Linked DNA regions of Homo sapiens: region 1 is linked to region 2. Evidence: read pairs that join two places in POLR2A ChIA-PET (ENCODE). Cell type or tissue: K562. All regions are shown on one strand. Each heading gives the region's core, and the rest is flanking DNA. Links, peaks and the distances in the headings are about the cores only.

The links. Peaks named below come from ENCODE experiments on the same cell type or tissue, not always from the same donor. Only the 100,000 strongest peaks of a DNase experiment are listed, where the experiment ranks them.
Region 1: POLR2A ChIA-PET joins it to region 2 with 5 read pairs; 1 of 35 experiments calls an interaction of 5 or more read pairs at or near these places.

The regions. Positions count from the first base shown.
Region 1 is chr19:14,041,690-14,044,189 of GRCh38, forward strand. IL27RA (interleukin 27 receptor subunit alpha) reads left to right here. Exons shown (of 14, transcript NM_004843.4): 5 at 764-923; 6 at 1,027-1,100. Among named protein-coding and RNA genes, the nearest start is that of IL27RA, 11 kb to the left of the region's middle. RefSeq lists an enhancer at 1,130-1,630. In K562, for the core only: a CTCF peak has its summit at 1,522 (motif pointing left); a DNase peak (open chromatin) is centred at 1,542.
Region 2 is chr19:12,692,565-12,699,430 of GRCh38, forward strand. It overlaps FBXW9 (F-box and WD repeat domain containing 9), which reads right to left and starts at 4,067. Exons shown (of 10, transcript NM_032301.3): 1 at 3,609-4,067; 2 at 2,235-2,374; 3 at 2,030-2,158. The coding sequence starts at 4,017. It overlaps TNPO2 (transportin 2), which reads right to left. Exons shown (of 26, transcript NM_001382241.1): 26 at 6,637-6,866. RefSeq lists enhancers at 3,977-4,026, 4,337-4,396. In K562, for the core only: no CTCF peak of the experiment used is centred there; DNase peaks (open chromatin) are centred at 3,516 and 4,077; H3K4me3 peaks cover 1,500 bases.

The DNA.
Region 1 (2,500 bases), core at 1-2,500, 1.3 Mb after region 2:
ACTGTGGCAATTTTTTTGACAGGCCCATGTTCTGGAAACCCCCTTGGTCCTGGGCAAATACAAATGGTTGCTCACTCTGCTGATAGATAAGTTCAAGTACCAGCTAGGCGCAGTAGCTCTAATCCCAGCACTTTGGGAGGCCGAGGTGGGCAGATCACCTAAGGTCAGGAGTTCAAGACCAGCCTGGCCAAGATGGTGAAACCCCGTCTCTACTAAAAATACAAAAATTGGCTGGGCTTGGTGGCTCACACCTGTAATCCCAGCACTGTGGGAGGCCGAGGCGGGCGGATCACGAGGTCAGGAGATCGAGACCATCTTGGCCAACATGGTGAAACTCTGTCTCTACTAAAATACAAAAAATTAGCTGGGCATGGTGGCGCGTGCCTGTAATCCCAGCTACTTGGGAGGCTGAGGCAGGGGAATCGCTTGAACCCAGGAGGCAGAGGTTGAAGTGAGCTGAGATCGTGCCACTGCACTCCAGCCTGGCGACAGAGCAAGACTCTGCCTCAAAAAAAAAAAAAAAAAAATTAACCAGGTGTGGTGGTGGGTGCCTGTAATCCCAGCTACTCAGGAGGCTGAGGCAGGAGAATTGCTTGAACCCAGGAGGGAGAGGTTGCAGTGAGCCAAGATCACACCACTGCACTCTAGCCTGGGCCACAACGAGACTGTCTCAAAACGAAAAACAAAGGAAAAAAAAAAAGATAAGTTCAAATACCCTTGACTCAGGCCCTGGGCCCATCACGCTCGCCTGTCTCTCCCCCAGCTGGAACCGGAGCTGAAGACCATACCCCTGACCCCTGTTGAGATCCAAGATTTGGAGCTAGCCACTGGCTACAAAGTGTATGGCCGCTGCCGGATGGAGAAAGAAGAGGATTTGTGGGGCGAGTGGAGCCCCATTTTGTCCTTCCAGACACCGCCTTCTGGTGAGGATATCTGGGCTTGCCCTCAATCCACGCCCCTCCCACCCCCAGAAGTCTGTCCAATCATGTCCCACTCATTTGTTCCCCGTTTCCTCATCCTTGCCAGCTCCAAAAGATGTGTGGGTATCAGGGAACCTCTGTGGGACGCCTGGAGGAGAGGAACCTTTGCTTCTATGGAAGGTGAGCTTCAGGCACCAGTTACATTTCTCTGCACGTGTTAGGAAACCCCTAAATAACAATGACATAAGGCCGGATGCAGTGGCTCACGCTTGTAATCCCAACACTGCTGTGGGAGGCCGAGGAGGGTGGATCACTTGAGGTCAGCAGTTGGAGACCAGCCTGGCCAACATGGTGAAACCCCATCTCTACTAAAAATACAAAACTTCACGGGGAGTGGTCGTGGGCGCCTGTAATCCCAGCTACTCTGGAGGCTGAGGCAGAAGAATCACTTGAACCCAGGAGGTGAAGGTTGCAGTGAGCCGAGATCACACCACTGCACTCCAGCCTGGGCAACAAGAGTGAAACTCCGTCTCCAAAACAAAAAACAAACAAAACCCAATGACATAAACAAGACAGAGTTTACCATGCTGCCCCCTTGAGGTTGCTTCGAAGATTCAAGGATGGGTTGCTAAAGTGGTCAGCACAGGGTGGGGCATGGAGCAAGTCTCCACCAATGTCAGCTGCTTCCGAGAGGTCTGAGCCATAAGGATGGGTGCAGATATTCCGGGCAGGGGCAGCAGATGCAAAAACCTGACAGCGAGACTGGAGCTCAGCTCCAGAAAATATAACACAGTGTGCTAAGAGTTTATTTATTCATTTATTTATTTTGAGATGGAGTCTCGCTCTGTTGCCCAGGCTGGAGTGCAGCAGCGTCATCTCATCTCAGCTCACTGCAACCTCCACCTCCCAGGTTCAAGCCATTCTCTGCCTCAGCCTCCCAAGTAGCTGGGATTACAGGTGCCCCCCCACCACGCCCGGCTAATTTTTGTATTTTTAGTAGAGATGGGGGTTTCACCATCTTGGCCAGGGGGGCCTTGAACTCCTGACCTCATGATCCAGCCACCTCGGCCTCCCAAAGTGCTGGAATTACAGGCGGGAGCCACCGCGCCTGGCCTGTGCTAAGAGTTTAAATGCTAGTATCAAAAGGGTATTAATAGGCTGGGCATGGTGGCTCATGCCTGTAATCCCAGCACTTTGAGAGGCTCAGGTGGGCAGATCACTTGAGGTCAGGAGTTCGAGACCAGCCTGGCCAACATGGTGAAACCCCATCTCTACTAAAAATACAAAAATTAGCTGGGCCTGGTGGCAGGCACCTGTAATCCCAGCTACTTAGGAGGCTGAGACAGGAGAATCGCTTGAACCTGGGAGGTGGAGGTTGCAGTGAGCTGAGCTCGAGCCACTGCACTCCAGTCTGGGCAACAAGAGCAAGACTCTGTCTCACAAAAAAAAAAAAAAAAAAGGTATTATAAAATGGCTGACAAGGTGCAATTATCCTCACTGATTCAAATCTGTGAAGCACCTGCTATGTGCCAGGTGGCATTGCTTGACCCTTGCTCTCAGTAAATAAGCAAAGGAACACG
Region 2 (6,866 bases), core at 2,684-5,183:
AGGCTGGAGTGCAGTGGCATGATCTCGGCTCACTGCAAGCTCCGCCTCCCGGGTTCATGCCATTCTCCTGCCTCGGCCTCCCGAGTCGCTGGGACTACAGGTGCCCACGCACCACGCCTGGCTAATTATTTGGTATTTTTTGTAGAGTCAGGGTCTCCCATGTTGCCCAGGCTGGTCTCGAACTCCTGGGTTCAAGCAATCCTCCTGCCTCGGCCTCCCAAAGTGTTAGGATTACAGGCCTGAGCAACTAACTGCACCCTGGCCCAATAACATTTCTAAGTCAAGTTCTGCAAGAACTCAGCACCAGTGGTGGTTTGAAGCCACATGACAAGTGATTAAGAGTGTGGCCTCTACTTTGTGACCTGGCAAACCATATCACCTCCCTCAGTTCATTCATCAGCAAATTGGGCAGAAAACATCCCTTGCCTCAGGAGCTAATATGCACAGGGTGCTGAATGCTGACTTTTTGCCCACCAATCCCGCTGAGGAGGGCAATATTGTGTATCTCATTTTACAAATGGGGAAACTGGGCCCCAGAGAGGTTGAGTTTCTCACTCAAGGTCACACAGCCAGGAAGCAGCACAGTGAGAATTTGAACCCAGCATCCTGGCCCCAAGCCCAAGCTCTCAGCTACCGGCCTGACCACCTTAGCGACTGGTGGAGATGCTCCTCCACAGCCACCTCTCACGAGATGACAGTCATGCTCAGAGTTGGCTGATCTCCAAGGGTAGTCTCATAACTGCTTTACACTGGGCCTCTCAAGGTGTACCTGACGTCTATTGAGCACCTACTGTGTGTCAAAGCCTGAGCTTGGCTGGGCACCGTGGCTCATGCCTGTAATCCTAGCATTTTGGAAGGCTGAGTCAGGCAGATCACTTGAGGCCAGGAGTTTGAGACCAGCCTGGCCAACATGGCGAAACCTCGTCTCTACTAAAGGAAAAAAAAAAAAAAAAAAAAAAAAAAAAATATATATATATATATATATATATATATATATACACACACACACACACACACACACACACACACACACACACACACACAAAAGAAATTAGCTGGGCATGGTGGCACATGCCTATAATTCCAGCTACTCAGGAGGCAAGGTTGCAGTGAGCTGAGATTGTGCCACTGCACTATAGCCTGAGCAACAGAGTGAGATTCCATTAAAAAAAAAAAATTAGCTGGGCATGGTGGCAGGCACCTGTAATCCCAGTTACTTGGGAGGCTGAGACAGGAGAATCACTTGAATCCCGGAGGCAGAGGTTGCAGTGGGCCGAGATCATGCCATTGCATTCCAGCCTGGGTGACAGAGGGAGACTCTGTCTCAATAAAAATATAAATAAATAAAGGCCAGGTGACTCATGCCTGTAATCCCAGCACTTTGGGAGGCTGAGGCGGGCAGACCACGAGGTCTGGAGATCGAGACCATCCTGACCAACATGGTGAAACCCTGTCTCTACCAAAAATAAAAAAATTAGCTGGGCATGGTGGTCCTAGCTACTCAGGAGGCTGAGGCAGGAGAATTGCTTAAACCTGGGAGGCAGAGGTTGCAGTGAGCCGAGATTGCATCACTACACTCCAGCCTAGCAACAGAGTGAGACTCCATCTCAAAAAAAAAAAAAAAAAATTAGACAGGTGTGGTGGCATGCACCTGTAGTCCCAGCTACTCAGGAGGCTGAGGCAGGAGAACCGCTTGAACCCGGGAAGCAGAGGTTGCAGTGAGCTGAGATCATGCCACACTCCAGCCTGGGTGACAGAACGAGACTCCGTCTCAAAAAAAAAAAAAAAAAAAGCCTGAGCTTAATGCATGTCCACATTAATGCATAATGCATCTCCTTCATCCTCATCCTAATCACCCACTGGACAGAAGTAGAAACTGAGGCACAGAGAAGTCACACATCTCACTCAAAGTCACACCAAGGTTAGAAAAGTCAGATTCAAATCTATGCGGTCCTGTACCAAAACCTGGGGCCTTAACCAAGATGCCCTACTCAGGCCTCATACCTCCTATCCCCACCTGACTCCTCACCTCATGGGTACTATTTCGCTTAGTGCCTAAGGTCTTGATCAGAACCTGGTTGGACTCCGTCCCCAGCTGCCGCAGGTCCCACAAGTTGACGTTGCGATCTCGGGAGCCCGACAGACAGAGTGACCCACCCTGGAAAGGGAGCAAGGTGATGTTGTCAGGGCCACCCTGGCCCACCCTGCCTGGCCCCCCACAGACCCCGTCTCACCTGGAGCAGCAGCACTGAGTCAACGGAAGCCACGTGGCCTTCGGCCAGGCAGAAGTATTCGACCCAGCGCCCATCCTCTGCCCAGCGGGACAGGTGCTGCTCCAGCGCAATGCAGGCTGCCGGCCAGTCAAAGTTCTTCTCTGTGGGTTACCACGAGTAGGGTGCCCAGTGGGCAGGGACCCTAGCACCCATGCCAGCTGGCCAAGCCCAACCCTGGCTTCCAGGGAGCCCACACTACACCAGACTTGGACAGAACCCCATGGAGATCCCTACTCCCACCCCAAGCCGACCCAGGCTGTGGTCTTGGGACCACCTGCCTGCCCATTTCCCAGGCAGGTCTAGGACTACTCACTCCAATTTCCAGAAATTGGGAACTGGGGTCTCAGAACTACCTCTCCAGGCGCCATCCCCCAACCCAAACTCAGGGCAGAGCAGTCTCAGGATGTTGAGGTCTGACCTCAGGCTCAGCATAGAAGCTGGGACCTCATGACTAACCCTTCCTGCCTCAGCCATCTGAACCAGACCAAGGGGGCTGTTTCTCAAACAGTATCTGGAAACCAGGGAGCCTTGTCAAGATGCAGAATGCAAGCCCCAGATGCAGATTCTGTGATATGGACGGGGTCCAAGCATCTATGTTTATTAAGCTGTTTGGGAGAGTCTGACCTGGGGGTTGGATGGCAACACCTTGAGAATCACTGATCCCGGAGTGATCCTGATTCCTCTCTAAGCAGAATCAAAGCTTCCAGGTTAAGGGTATCAAACACCCAAGCTGTAATACATCTTGGCTTAAGGGCCTGAGGATCCAGCTGTATCAGGATCAACAATATCGATTCAAAGGTCCCAAGCTGTCTTCCCTCAGGAACCAATCAACTCAGGGCCAAGAGCCACTGTCTCACCCCTAACTGGGTCAAGGCTCTAGGGCTCAGGAGTTTTGACATCAACAGGTGCTGTCTCAGCTTCTAAGCTGGACTCAGAACCTGAGGATCCTTGGGCTCACTTTGAGCCCCAGCATAAACTCCAGAGCCTAAGACTTCAAGTCCCTGTGTCAATCCCCAATCAGGGGTCAGTGGCTTAGTACCACAAGACCCCAAGACTGAGGATATTTGGATCCTGAGTCGTCCAGGAACCACAGCCCCATGTTAGGGTTTCACAGCCTCAGGACCCCAAGTGCCTGACTGCCTCGTGGTCCACCCAGAGGTCCTCAGGGGCTTCGGCACCACCAGTAACTACCTTAGCCTCCAGCCTGAGCCAGGACAGCCACGAAGCCTGCACCAGAGGCTGCATCCGGAACACCCCATGTACCTCTTCCCCGCCCCAAGCCTGACCTGGGCGGGCGCCCCCGGCCCCCGGTCCCCGGCCCCCGGCCCCGCGCACCTTCCACCACTGGGTAGGGCGCGCGTACGCGGCGTAGCGCGCGTAGCCTCCAGGTGACATGGTCAGACACGAGGTCGCGGAGCGCGTGGCACACCCGCGACAGGACGTGGAGCACGAGGCGGGCGTCCAGGTAGGAGCAGATCTCGAGCAGCAGCTCCGGGGGAAGGCTCAGAAGGCCCGGCTCACTTACGGCCGAAACCCTGGACGCGGCCCGAGGCTCCGAAGCGCTCGGGGACGCGGCGGGTGTGGATAGCTGCGAGGGGCGCGAGAACGCCAGCCCGGATTTTGGCGGACTGAGAACGCGGGCCACGTAGGCCTTGGCCTGCGCGTCTGGGTCTGTCTCTGACTCTGGGTCCGAGTCATCGTCCCAGGTGCGGGAATCATCGCACCGCCCTAGGGGAAGCTCCATTGCGACCGGGTGGGCGCTGCCGGCCTCGCGTCTTGTCTCCTAGGCAGCACGAGGGCACTTCCGGCGCTGTCTGATGACGTTTATGCGCCCACCGGAAGCGACGAAGTCAGACACTGGCTTAATACAGAACATCGCCCCGCTTACAGGGTCTCTTGCAACTGCGTCGGCCTTAGGCTGGAAAATGCAGGTTCCTGTTTCTGCGCTTTTTAAACTAGCCGATACCGAGAGCCAGCCAACTCTAGCTAAAAACGAAACTCAAGCCAGGCGGGGTGGCGCGCGCCTGTAGTTCCAGATACTCAGGAAGGTGAAGGGGTAGGATCCCTTGAGTCCAGGAGTTCGAGACTGCAGTGAGCCATGGTTGTGCCACTGTACTCCAACCTGCGCAACATAGTGAGACCCTGTCTCTTTAAATTAGACATAAAATAAACACTGCTTTAACGAAGGCATCTGTTATATGTGACACTGAGCTTAGAAACCCAAAGGCCCCTTTCCGAGTTCAAGGAGTAGAGATTGGAACTCTTGCCTCTTTTCCCAGAGCCAGAAATATGCAGTTACACTGCAGAGGCATCAGTTAAGTGACTTTTTTTTTTTTTTTTTTTTTTTTTGAGAAAGGAACTGGGGCCTCAGAACTACCTCTCCAGACCCCATTCCCCAACCCAACCTTGGAGGACAGCAGTTCAGTCCTCCAAGCGGAGTGCTTGGCTCATTGCAACCTCCGCTTTCTGGACTCAAGTGATCCTCCACCTCGGCCCCCCAGGTAGCTGGGACTACAGGCGCGCACCACCACACCCGGCTAATTTTTGTATTCTTTTGTAAAGACAGGGTTTCACTACGTTGTCCAGGCTGGTCTGGAACTCCTGAGCTCAAGCCATCCGCCCCCAACTTGGTCTCCCAAAGTACCAGGATTACAGGCGTGAACCATCGCGCCTGGTGGAAAGCTACCTTTTTCTTTTTTCTGAGACGGAGTCTCACTCTGTCACCCAGGCTGGTGTGCAGTGGCGCGATCTCGGCTGGCTGCAACCTCCGCCTCCCGGGTTCAAGCGATTCTCCTGCCTCAGCCTCTAGAGTAGCTGGGAATACAGGCACGCGCCACCACTCCTGGCTAATTTTTGTATTTTTCAGTAGAGACGGGGTCGCACTATGTTGGCCAGGCTGGTCTCAAACTCCTGACCTCGTGATCCGCCCGCCTCAGCCTCCCGAAGTGATGGGATGACAGGCGTGAGCCACTGCGCCCGGCCTAACATCACACTTACTAAAACAGCATGTTGGCCGGGTGCGGTGGCTCAGGCCTGTAATCCCACCACTTCGAGAGGCAAGGTGGGTTAATCACTTGAGGTCAGGAGTTCAAGACCAGCCTGGCCAACAAGGTGAAACCCCTTCCTACTAAAAATACAAAGAATTGGCCGGGTGTGGTGGCAGGCACCTGTAATCTCAGCTGCTCAGAGGCTGAGGCAGGAGAATCACTTGAGCCTGGGAGGCGGAGGTTGCAGTGAGCCGAGATGGCATCATTGCACTCCAGCTTGGGCAACAAGAGCAAAACTCCGTCTCAAACAAAAAAACTGCAGGTATTTACTGCAAGCCTCTTTTGAGCCAGGCAGCTAACCAATCCACGTAGGTCATCTGCGCAGTCCTTGCTGTTTGCTCTACTTGACACTCTTCTCTCCATGGCTCTGTTCAAACATCGTCTTCTCAGTGTGGCCTTTGCAGGTCACCCTACATAAGATTTCAACCGTTTCCCCCACCATTCTCTCTGCCTTCCTGTTTTTCTCTATAGGACTTAGCACAGTTCCACTTTTTATACTCTATCCTCTCACTAGAATGCAGGACTTATTTGTTGAATATTGGATGTGTGTCAGTATTTTTAAATTTTCCCACGTTGGTCTTTGGGCCACACCAAGGTTGCAGTAAGATTTTATTTTGGCTGGGGGCGGTGGCCCACACCTGTAATCCCAGCACTTTGGGAGGCTAAAGTAGGTGGATTGCTTGAGCCCAGGAGTTCAAGACCAGCCTCAGCAACATAGCGAAAACCCCCTCTACAAAAAATACAAAAATTAGCCAGCATGGTGGCATGCACCTGTAGTCCCAGCTACTTGGGTGGCTGAGGTGGGAGGACTGGTTGAGCCAGGGAGGTTGAGGTTGCACTGAGCCATGATTGCGCCACTGCACTCCAGCCTGGGTGACGGAGCAAGACCCGGTCTCAAAAAAAAGAAAGATTTTATTCTGAAGATTGTGGTTTCCCCCCACAGCTGAAACTACTTCTCATTTGCCTGAGTAATTGTAACTAATATTAATTAAATTACCCTCGGCCTGGGGCTGGGCTGAACCTTCTATGAAAACCTTGACCCAGGGTCAGCTGATGATAAGAGTGCGGCAAGGCCTCACCCCTTACCACTCAGTTTAGAGTACGGCAGAGGGGCATCTTGAACCTGGGCTGTGACACTAATGGCTCACCCTTAGTGAGCTGAAGTCCCAGAGAATGAGCTGCACATTTCATATATGTTACAAATTTAATCTTCCATCTTTCACATTCGTCTATCTTCCCACTCTCAAGTATCCCCGGTGCCCCCGACATTTCTTCACTACCAAAGCCAAGGACACAGGAAGCCACAGACTAAGGAGTTCACAAGAAACTGATCTTTACTCAACAAAGTTCTACACAAGTGGAATCTCACGCCACCTCGGCGCCAATCCCCAGCACAGCACAGTAACAAATGGACAGACCCGGGAGCCCGCAGGGGGAAGAGGGTGAGGAGGGAAAGAGGGACTGTGGCTCAAGGCCAGTCTGGGTCCACAGCCCTGGGTAGGGGAGAAGGTTGAGAAGCTGAAACTTCATTGTGCAAAAAACAACC